Regions from separate parts of the Homo sapiens genome. Here region 1 is linked to region 2. A link is a contact called in ENCODE Hi-C or POLR2A ChIA-PET data. All regions are on one chromosome and are shown on one strand. Each heading gives the region's core, a stretch centred on a gene start or an enhancer-like site at or near the end of the contact. The rest is flanking DNA. Distances are from core to core; before and after follow the strand shown. Region 1 overlaps CRTC1 (CREB regulated transcription coactivator 1). Region 2 holds the start of KLHL26 (kelch like family member 26).

What was found. A loop is a pair of places that touch in the nucleus more often than their neighbours do. ChIA-PET counts read pairs that join two places held with the same protein, here RNA polymerase II (POLR2A). Pooled maps may share reads with other maps.
Region 1: a loop to region 2 is called in a map of mammary epithelial cell, with 2.4 times the contacts of the local background. The contact joins the enhancer-like site here to the promoter of KLHL26 in region 2. A Hi-C loop is called at or near these places in 2 of 168 maps with a recorded cell type or tissue (endothelial cell of hepatic sinusoid and mammary epithelial cell) and 2 of 50 pooled maps. POLR2A ChIA-PET finds 5 or more read pairs at or near these places in 4 of 52 experiments (B cell, HEK293, PC-3 and 1 more).

What each region holds. Positions count from the first base shown.
Region 1 is chr19:18,759,773-18,765,705 of GRCh38, reverse strand. CRTC1 (CREB regulated transcription coactivator 1) reads right to left here. Exons shown (of 14, transcript NM_015321.3): 8 at 5,478-5,698; 9 at 178-302. Among named protein-coding and RNA genes, the nearest start is that of COMP, 29 kb to the left of the region's middle. Within about 2 kb of position 1,432, at least 11 of the 41 ENCODE cell types and tissues checked have a DNase peak (open chromatin) inside an H3K27ac peak, as active enhancers do; they include PC-3 and PC-9, where a contact is called at or near this core.
Region 2 is chr19:18,635,301-18,640,508 of GRCh38, reverse strand. It overlaps KLHL26 (kelch like family member 26), which reads right to left and starts at 3,481. Exons shown (of 3, transcript NM_018316.3): 1 at 3,372-3,481. The coding sequence starts at 3,454. RefSeq lists enhancers at 2,528-3,042, 3,043-3,557, 3,516-3,810 and silencers at 3,297-3,806, 3,857-4,016, 4,027-4,106, 4,147-4,336.

The DNA.
Region 1 (5,933 bases), core at 183-2,682, 130 kb before region 2:
TACAGGCATGAGCTACGGCACCCGGCTTGAAAATTTGATAATAAAAACTAAAAGTGTTGGGAGCATTCTCAAGGTTTTGTGGCCTCCTGGAAGGAACAGGAGGCCTTCTAAGAGGTAGAGCCAGGCCTCCACCTTTCCCTTTCCCCCTCCCACCTGCCCCCCACCTTGCCCTCGCACCTGAGTGATGGGTGACAGCGGGGACAGGGTGGGCGATGCCTGCTGACGCCTTGCCTCTGTGCTCAGGGACAGGGGGCTGACGCCAGCTGGGCGGTGCTGTGGAGAGGAGCCAGGTGTGCTCATTCCTAGAGAGGAAGTAGGAGGGAGGGAGAGCAGGTGTGAGACTGATCACTGAGAAAGGGCTGCTTACACACCCACAGTCACACTGCATGGGAATAGCTCAACTGCTCAGACAGAAGCCCATGGACATGTCCCAACTGCCAAACCTGGGCACCCCCCGAAGGCCCTGATTCCTGACCCGAGGGTCCCACAGTCCTGCAGAGTCTGTTCTCCTTCCTTCCAGGAAGGGGGTGTCTCACAGCCAGCCAACCAGCACATCCCCATCTCTGGAGCATAAGATTGGCCCCCAGATGGGCATGTAACCAGGCTGGCCCAATGAGAGCCTTCCCAGGGGCTTTGGATGGAATTCCAGGAAGGGCTGTCTGAAGCCGTGTGTGGGGCATCCTGTGGCGAGGTGAGGAGCCAGCTGAAGGGCTGCAGGGGAGAGGCAGCATCTGAGCCTGCTTCCCACTTTCAGGAGACAATAAATGGTTTTTTTTGGCTGAAAATGGCTTGGGTTGTGGTTAGCTTCAAGCCAGCAGGCCCTGCCCAATGCTGTGGTTTTGCCCACCACCTCGTGGATCTTGCCCTCCTTCAGTGAATGTGCCCATTCCTGCAGCTGCTTCTCTTGGCCCCCAGACCTGAGCACCTGCTATCCCCTATGTCCCACAGCCACTTCCTCCTCCCCAGACCTGGTGCATTCCCCAAGCTGCAGTGCCACCCATCAGGCTGTCTGAACTAAAGAATGTCACTCCTTAACATCCTTCCCCCTCTCTGCCCTGGGGTCTGACACATCATTCCTGCTGGAGGTCCTGCCAGGAGCCGCCTCATCACCCCTTCCCTCACCCCGGCCCCGAAGGCCCTTGCACTGAGCAACCCAATCCTTGGATTCTGCTGCAGTGATGAAGCTGGGTGAGGTCAAGTTCAACATGGCAGTAGCTGGGGCTGGCTGGGTTATTGTGGGCACCATGCCAGGCAGGCAACAGGCCCCTCGATGGCAGGAGGACCCCTGCGAGCCTGGCCTGACCCCCATCCACTCTGGAGACTTGGTTCCCTGGTTGGTGAGATGGCGACGATAACAGCCGCCCTCTCCGGTTCAAAGTGAGGCCCTGGTGAGGTCAGGAGCAGTCTCTGAAGAGCATCTGGCCTGCAGTCAAGGCGGGGGTGAAGCCGCCTGACTCACCCCAGGAGATCTGGGCACCAGATTAACCTTGTTCCGGCAGATGAGACGGCGGGTGCGTGGGCCCATGGGAACACACCCGACAAGCGCCGAGGGGAGATGACAGCCTTGTCCGTGCCCAGGGCAGCTGCTCACCGGGGCGAGCTCGGTCACGCCTGCACTTCCCCTCGGATGCCCTGGCAGCTCTGCTTGGCTGCGCACTGTGGGAGGAAGCCTGGTGCTGTTGACTGCTCCCCAGGCAGCAAGCGCCCTTTGCAGGCCCTGGCGTCCAGGGAGGCATCAACAGAGGCCTGGACGGGAGGATGTGGGGGAAGCCTGCTCAGAGCACACTCAGAGTCACGACCCTGGGCCACTCCCTCATCTTCTCCTGAGTGTCCGCCACTTCGTGCGTCCAGCAGGCCGAGAGATGCTCAGTGCCCAGGTCAGAAGCAGAGGTCGGGCTCGGTACAAAGTAGGGGCAAACGTCAGGAGCGTGTGAGGGTATGGATGTGGGACGACAGGGGCGGGTGGGGCCTGAGGCAAACCAGAGCACTGTGGCCCGTCTCGAGGTGCAAGACATCGGCCATGGCCACTGGGCTGTCTGATTCTTCAAGAGCAGCCAGAAATCTGGTGTTCTACGGGCATTCCCCTGGTTTTTCAATGTTGATTCTAAGTACAGTCAAGCATCACTTAACAATGGGGGTGACTTCTGAAAAAACGCGTTGTCCGGCGATTTCATGGCTGTGCATGAGGATCACAGGGCAACTTACACAAACCTGGATGGCAGAGCCTCTGCACACCTCGGCCAGACGGTAGGGCCCTTGTTCCCAGGCTACAAACCTGTACAGGGTGACCGTCCTGAATACCGTCGGCCAGGCACAGTGGCTCACGCCTGTAATCCCAGCACTTTGGGAGGCTGAGGCAGGCGGATCACCTGAGGGCAGGAGTTTGAGATTGGCCTGGCCAATGTGGTGAAACCCCGTATCTACTAAAAATACAAAAATTAGCCAGGCGTGGTGGTGGGCGCCTGTACTCCCAGCTACTCGGGAGGTTGACGTAGGAGAATCGCTTGGGACTGGGAGGCGAAGGTTGCAGTGAGCCGAGATCACACCACTGCACTCCAGCCTGGGTGACAGAGTGAGACTTTGTCTCAAAAAAAAGAAAAAAAAAATTAAAAACAGTAGGCAACTGTAGCACAATGGTAAGGACTTGTGTGTCTAAGCCTAGAAAAGGAGCAGTAAGACACAGCATTATACTCTGATGGGGCCACTGCCGATTATGTGGTTTGCTGTTGTCAGAAACGTCAAGATGTGGCGTGTGGCTGTATTACAGATGCACAACTGTGGGCCCACACGAAACATACCATGGGCTGGATTTGGCCCTTGGGCTGCCAGTCTCTAATGTCTGCCCTGAATACAAGGGAGTTTTTAATCTTCCACTGGCTGCAAAGTGAGCTCTCGGCCACCCCTGGAGAGGCCAGTTGGCCCAGGAGGGCGGACGGGAGCCTTGCTGTTGAATTCCTTTTGGCAACCTGGCTCACCTTTGGGAACAGGCACAGAGCCAGCTGGAGGGGAAGTCTGGAGCGGGCAGGGAGAGCTGCCAGGGGAGGGCGGGCCAGGTGTCAGGGCCCGCCCGGCCTCAAAGCTGGGCCAGGAAGGAGGAGCCAGGGCCTGCCCTCCTCCTGCACTCTGGAAAGCAGCCAGGGATATGGGAAATGTAGATGGAGCCAAGCGGGGTACTGTCTCCTCGGCCGCGAAGGCCTCTGTCTTCCTTCCTGAGGGAGCTCACGTTCTGACTGGCGGGTGGGCTTGCGAGGAGGGAGGGGGCCACCTTCGTGTGTGCCAGGGGCCGGCAGCTCGGCTTGATTTAAAAGGCGTCCAGAAAGCAAAGCCCCTGCCAGGCGAGCTGCTTGGGCGGCAGGTTCACAAACAACCCAACACATGTCAGGCATTACCGGGCCGCTCTGGCCAGCGCCGGCTCCAGCTTCCACGTATGTTGTGTGTTTCCTTGTGCTTGTTTAGACTGGGTGCCTGCTGGAGGTGCGCAGCTCCCGGGCGGGCGCTGGGGACCTGCCAAGGACCCTCCAGCGGGAAGGGGGCCATGTGCTCTGGTGGCCGTGAAGAGATGTGAGGGGAAAAGCAGGGGCTGGGAGATGGTGGCTTCTATGCGGGGCAGGGGTACCTGCAGCCCCAGCGCTGACCTTCAGCTTTCTGGTTCTGCGCAGGTGCGTGTGGATGCCGCCTGCCTGGCCCTGTCTATCTGGAGACAATGAAGAGGGCTCCTCCGAATCGGCTGTGTTTTCTGGGCCTTCTCTGGTGCCCTCTGTCCAGTGGCAGAGCCCCGCGGGCCCAGGGCCCAGGGCCCAGGTGTGGGAGTCAGAATGCAGCCTCAATGCGCTCGGGCTGGGGCCCTGTTCCCTCTTCACTATTCTAGTCCCCATGCCCTCCTCCAAAAAACCCAGGAACATTCACGCCACCCTCCACGCCCCTTGCCTGCCCCTGGCCCTGCTGGCACCAAAGCCAGGAACGCCTCCAGGCTCCTCCCTCTCCTTCACTCCCTGCATCAACCCAGCTCCCAGGCTGGCCAATTTCACCCTGGAGTCTCCAGGCAGAGCCCCCAATTGGGGTGCTGTCCTGCTCCAGTGGCCGCCCCTCCCAAAAGCTCCTTCTTCCAGGGCAGCCAGGGGGACTCCGCCAGTTACAAATGTAAGCATGTGACTATCTCATAGAAAGCCCTGCCTGGTGCTGCCTTCCAAGCCTGGGGCAGAGGCAGGATGGGCTGGTGGAGTGGGCCGGGGCCGGTTCATTCTCCAGCTCTGGGGCAAGACAGAGCACAGCAAGGTGGCGTCTGTCACCCCCACCCCCAGTGCATCCCCCACAGCCCCTCCAGCCTGTCCCACCCCCCAGGACTAGTTGGGGCCACGCCATTTCTCCTCCTTGGAAGCCAGGTGCCTGCCACCCCCGGGATGCAGGTCACACACTGCACAGCCAATGGGGACGCAGGCAACAGCTAAGGACGGAGCAGCAACGTGGGCCAGGGCAGGGGTGCAGGAAAGCAACGCGGCAGTAGAGGCCAGGGCCGGGACGGCCTTGCCAAGGGGACTAGCTCTGACCAGGGCAGGGCAGGGCAGGGGAGGGAGGGAGGCCTGCAGCCTCCTGGAGAGGAAGGACTACATGTGCAGAGGCCCTGAGGTGGGACTGGGGCTAAGTTCAGAGGGTGGAGGGTGGGCCAGGGTGGACATCCCAGACCCTGGAGGCCTCAGGCTTTCACTGAGAGGGAGCTGGGGGCCGTGCGAGGTCCCAAGTGGAGGAAGCCATGGCTGGTGGCTGTTCTAGGTGGGGAGGGGGCTGGGGGCCTGGGGAGAGGAGCCAGGTCAGGCCAGGTCCTGAGGGCGGAACCGACAGGACACGCTGACAATGGGTCAGGTCCATGTCTGGGAAAGGACAGAGGAGTTGGGGGACACCTCTGCAATCAGTGCAGCCACAGGAGGGGGGTCCCGGGGGAGCAGGGCGGCAGCAGCGCCAGGAGCTATTGGGACGGGCGAGGGGCCTGTGCGACGTCCCTGTGGATGTGGCTGAGGAAGAAAGGAGTGTGGAGCTGGAGACGGGTGGGGGTGGTGGTGCTGGGATGTGACAAGTAGGTGGTCACTGTCAGATGTCGGGTGGAGGAAGCAGGTCAGGCCTGGTCCCGCCCCCCAATGAGGGGCTGGGGTCGAGGAGGGGCGGAGGGAAGGCCTGGCCCACCCCAGCTGCGTTAAAACTCCCAGGGCTTCCCTCCTGGACTCCCCAAAGCACCATCACACACCCTCAAACCCACTGTCTGGTGTCTGGGGGCACCAGGCACTCCTTTCCACCAGGCCTGTACCCAGGCCCCACCCCTACCTGGGATGCCTGTGCCCGCTGGGTCAGCCTGTCGGCCGCCCCCCAGCCCTGTCCCCCATGCCCTAGTATTTGGAACGGGACTCTGCCAAGTCATCCTGCAGATGCCCGTGTTGTCTCCACAAGCCAGTGCTCTGTCCGAGGGCGGAGTGTCCCTGCCTTACCCTGGCCGGCGCCACCGATGCCCAGGTGCGTCAGGTTGGCCGCGAGGTTGCCGGTGCTGCTGGAGCTGCTCAGTGCAGGGAAGGTGGGCTCCTCGGGGTCCAGCGGGGTCGGGAGCGGGGAGGGGAAGTGGATGTTGGTCAGGTCGGGCAGGGACCCCCCTGTGTTGTGGGTGGCGGGGATCAGGGCTGTAGTGTTTTCCTGGTCGGCAGACGGGAAGATGCTGGGAAAAGGCCAGAGGCAGGCAGGAGGTGAGCTCATGGGGCGGGGCTGGCGGCGGGGACAGGGGGCTGGCGGGAGAAAATCAGCGGGTGCAAAAGGCCACCCCCCATCAGGTGCCGTGTGCTTGGGAAACCACTGTTGGCTGGCACCAGGCTGAGACCTTGGAAAGCAGCCTATCACCCGGTGAGGACGGTGGGGGGCCTGGGGGCAGCAACCTCCCTGAACCCAGGAGAGGG
Region 2 (5,208 bases), core at 2,232-4,731:
CACTTTGGGAGGCAGAGGTGGGAAGATTGCTTGAGCCCTGGAATTCAAGACCAGCCTGGGCAACATGGCAAGACTTTGTCTCAACAAAAGCACAGAAAAAATAGCTGGGTGTGGTGGCATACGCCCTTGTAGTACCTACCAGCTACTTGGAAGGCTGAGGTGGGAGGATCACCTGAGCCCAAGGAGGTAGAGGCTACAGTAAGCCGTGATTGCACCACTGCACTTCAGCCTGGGCAACAGAGTGAGACCCTGTCTCAAAAAAAAAGAAATTTAAACACATCTACCATATGAACTAGTCATTCTACTCTTAAGTATTTACCCAAGAGGATGAAAATATACGTCCACACAGAGACACATATCCAGATGTTCACAGCAACTTTATTTGCAGTTGTCAAAATGGAAACAACCCAACAGTCCATCAACCAGTTAATGGATAAACAAACTGTGTCCGTCCATACGAGATTGTATGGACGGACACAGTTTGTTTATTTTCACTCCACAGTGAAAAAGAACAAATTTCTGATACAACAACACAGATGAACTTCAAAAACATTATGTTAAGGAAAGAAACCAGACGTAAAGGCCACATGTCTGATTCCATTCTTACGAAATTTCTAGAAAAGGCAAAGCTACAGAGAGTGAAAGCAGATCAGGATGTCCCCGGGGCTGTATGTTGGTGGAGCAGGGTTAATTGCAGACGAGCTTGGGGGAACTCTTTGGGGTGATGGAAGCATTCCAAAAAACTGGATTGTGGTGAAGGATGCACAACTCAGTAAATGTACTGAAACTTAATGACCTGGGTTGAGCACAGTGGTTCACACCTGTAATCCCAGCACTTTGGGAGGCTGAAGCGGGCAGATCACTTGAGGTCAGCAGTTCAAGATCACCCTGGCCAACATGGCAAAACCCCGTCTCTACTAAAAATACAAAAATTAGCTGGGCATGGTAGCATGCACCTGTGGTCTCAGCTACTCGGGAGGCTGAGGCAGGAGAATTGCTTGAACCCAGGAGGCAAAGGTTGCAGTGAGCCGAGATCACACTACTGCACTCCAGCCTGGGCAACAGAGTAACTCTATCTCAAAAAAAAAAAAAAAAAAAAAAAAAACTTAATGATAAATTAAAATGAGTGAATTGGCTGGGTGCAGTAGTTCACGCCTGTAATCCCAGCACTTTGGGAGGCCGAGGCGGGTGGATCACCTGAGCTCAGGAATGCCAGACCTGCCTGGCCAACAGTGAAACCCTGTCTCTACTTAAAAAATACAAAAATTAGCCAGGCATGGTGGCGGGCACCTGTAGTCCCAGCTACTCAGGAGGCTGAGGCAGGAAAATCCCTTGAACCTGGAAGGCAGAGGTTGCAGTGAGCCGAGATTGCGCCACTGCACTCCAGCCTGGGTGACAGAGCAAGATTCTGTCTCAAAAAATAAATAAATAAATAAAAACAAAATGAGTGAATTGTATGCCATGCAATTAATTATATCTTGATAAAGCTGTTTATAAAAAAAGAGCCATGCCCAGCATGGTGGCTCACATCTGTAATCTCAGCACTTAGTGAGGGGTGAGGCAAGAAGATTGCTTGAGCCCAAGAGTTTGAGACCAGCCTGGCAACAGAGCAAGACCTGGTCTTTACAAAAAATTTAAAAATTAGCCAAGTGTGGTGGTGCACACCTGTAGTCCCAGCTACTCAGGAGGCTGAGGTGGGAGGATCACTTGAGTCCAGGAGTTTGAGGCTGCGGTGAGCCTTGGTGGCGTCACTGCACTCCAGCCTAGATACCTGGGTGACAGAGCGAGACGGGGTTTCAAAAAAATAAAAATAAAAAAAGCCCTAGCCCCAGGTTATCCCACTCCAGTGCCCAAGGCAGGGACCTGGGGTTCACTGTCCCTCTTCCCTGTCCCTTACTTGCCAACTGATACCCAATTTTCAAGCCCTGGCCACTCCCTGAATATCTCTGAAAATCCTCTGACATCTCCTGGCTCCCTACTGCAGGACAATCTTGCCCCACACCTACCCCAGGAGGCTGGTCACCCCTCTGGACACACACCTCCTGGGTTCCCCATGGCCCCTCTGGCAGACCAGATTCAATGCCCACAGACCTAAGTCTCAAGGTGCCACTCAGCATCCTCAGGAACAGGCAGGGCCTTTGCCTCCTCTGTGCCCTGGCCCAGCCATCCCTCCTCCCTTCCCCACCCATCCCATGCGTGTTCCATTCAGTACCAAATCACACAGCCAGGCCATCAGGCCATTCCCTCCAACAATCAGCCCACAGGTCCAAAACTCCACAGCACGTAAGTATCAAACAACTTCATCATTTATCATGTTGCCTGAAATTACTGGCTCCTGGAAGCTCACCAGCAAGAAAAAGCCTGAATTTCCTCCTTGGCCTGACCTGGGTGCTGGGCTAGAGGAGGAGCTGGGGTGGGAGGGTCTGGCTTTGCCCAATAGGAAAAGAGCAGGAGATCACACTCCTAAGGCAGGTGTTCTTTCCCTCTGACAATCCAATACAATGCATGCACACACATATCATTAGTTATTGATGATAACTAATTGTCATGCAAACCTGGACGTTCAAGCAATCCATGTCAGGACTGGGCCATGGGGAAAGGGGGCCTCCCTCTGACCAAAGGGGTGAATTCTGTCCCCTTGTCTGAGGGCAAGACCTTTCTGTAAGTCCTTTAGCCTGTTGGGGATGTGGATTTGGACCCCATGGGGATGGAAGGGAGGAGCCCCAAAGAAGAACCCTCTGTATGTTCTTTATAAACCCCCTGGAGTTCTCTCACCCCCCTCAGGTTCCCTAGACCCACCCCAGGCCCCCTCAGCCTCCCCATCTCAGACTCCCAGATTCACCTAAGTCCCCCACCCAGAGCCTCCCACAGTCTCTACTCCTTCCAGCGCCCCTCAGCACGCTCTCAGGACCACCTTTAGCCACCTTGGGGCCCTTCAGCACCTCCCAGGATGCCTTGGGCCTTAGCCCCTTCCTCAGAGCCCCCAAGACACCTCACCACCCTCAGACTGGCCATGGCATGGCCCCTGCTCAGGCCCTCTCTGCTGCCCAGGCCCTTTGGCATCCCCAGTTGCCCCACGGCCCACCACAGTCAAGAGCCCCTCGGTTTCCCTTCAGACCCCCAGGATTCTCAGGTCCCTAGGGCCGCCTGCAGACGCCTCGAGGTCCTGGGGCACCCAGCCCCCCTCCAGCCACCCCCTCAGTAGCCCTCGGCTCCTCCAGTACCCCACGGCCCCGTAAAGTCCAAATTCTCAGCGAAAGACCCTCGAGCCGTGCCAGGCCTCCCCTCAACCCCTCAGGACGCCCAAGACTGCCCACAGGTTTCCTGGGCTCCAAGACAGGTGCAGGTCTATCCTGCGGGCCGGGTCTCACCTGTTCGGGCGCTCGGGGCCCGGGCCCGCGCCGAAAGCGCCGCCGCCACCAGCACCACCGCTGCTACCGCCGGACTCCGCCATCTTCCCCCCGCCGTCGCGCGTTCGAGTGACGGGAGCCGCGCGCGCAGGCCCGGGAAACCGAGACGCGGGGGGCGGGGCGGGGCCAGGTCTGCGGAGGGGCGGGGCCGGGACCAGAAACCAAGGATTGGGGCGGGCCCGGAATCGGAGGGGCGTGGTCTACGGAGGGCCGGGGCGGGTCTGGGATAAAGGGAGGGGCCTGCTATGCAGAGAGGTGGGTCCAGGGCGGGGCCTGGGCTAGGGGTGCCGGATTGGGGCGGGACCCTGGCGTGAGGGGCGGAACCAAGTCTGAAAGGGAAGCGGTTCTGGGCTGAGAGGGCGTATTGTCTGTGGATAGGTGGGGACGGGGCGAAGCAGGACAAGTAGGCGCAGGATGGGGTTGGTCCCTGGGCTGAGGAGTGGGGCGGGGTCTGAAGAAGGGGCAGGCCCAGGGCAAGAGGAGGAGGGACAAGGGTCCGGCCTGCGGAGGAGGCGGGGCGCAGGATAAAGGGCGGGGCCAGGTGTGAGAAGGGACAAGGTGGAGGTTAGGAATGCGGTGGGGGAGTGGTCGGGGAGGTAGAAAGGAGAAGATGGGTCTGAGGTTGGGCGGGTCTGGGCAGGAGAGAGGAGGAATCTGGGGATGGATGTGGTCAAGCGAAGAGAGGGCCTGGTCTGAGGAAGGGCGGGGCCTGGGCGAGGGGTGGAGTCTGGTTGGAAGGAGGGCGGGGAAGATCAGGGGTGTGTGCGTGGAGGGGGCGAGGGATTGGCGGGGCCGGGGGGGCGGAGCCTCATCTGATGGGGGTGGGGCCGGGCTAAGTGAGCGGCGGATCTGAGGAGGGGCGGGGCACGTGCAGGTGTTAAGGAGTGTCTGTGAGTGCCCTGGGGCGCTGGCAGGCGTGCCCCGGGCGTTGGCTGGGCGTGGTTATACTTTGAGGCGTTGGAGCCACAGGGAAGTGAGTTATAGGTAGGGTGGGAGGGAGGGTGAGATGGAGCATGGAGAAATGGGTCTCTAAGCTCTGAGAACCACACCCTCCCTCTCCCCACCCTGCACACCCCGACTCCAGTCTTACCTCCTTCCCAGGCCTCTCTCAGGGGCGAAACTCACCCATGCCCAGGCCTCAGACTTCCAGCCCCTCATGGTTCCCCACCCTCCCCTGACATACCCTCTTCAGAGCCTCCACCCTGAGACCCCAATCATCTGGCCTTAGGTTCCCACCACCTGCTTCATACACCAATTCTGGTTTCTCATACTCTAAAACCCTGCACATCCAATTATCTCCCATTCTCTACTCAAAACTCATCTCCCACTCCCCCAAATCCCTGCCCACAGATCCTTCAAACCTTACACTCCCAAAGTCCATTCCACCGGACCCAACACCCTCAGATCCCCAAGCACCAGCCCTCCCAACACACTGACCCTCAGCCAGGGCTCAAAGTCCTGCATCTATAGGCGTCTATGAAGCATCTAGACCTTTTGGGGGCACCCCTCACCCCCCATCTCTGGTAAGCTCCAGGCTCCCAGGATCCCCTCTGTAGCTTGGAGCTCATTTATTCTTTTAACCTCCAAGTCAGAAAACTCTGACTTGTGCAGTCTTGGGCAGAAAGCAGTGATCCAGAAGGAGCTCAAAGCCTTCTTTCCCGTCAGTGCTGGAAGAAGGAGGTGGCTATGGGGCTGGAGACCCCATAGGAGGAAGGAAGGGGCCTGCTTGAGTGGACTCCTGCAGGTTGGACCGCACTCAACCAGCATCTCCAACAGAGGGCCTGATACAACAATACGT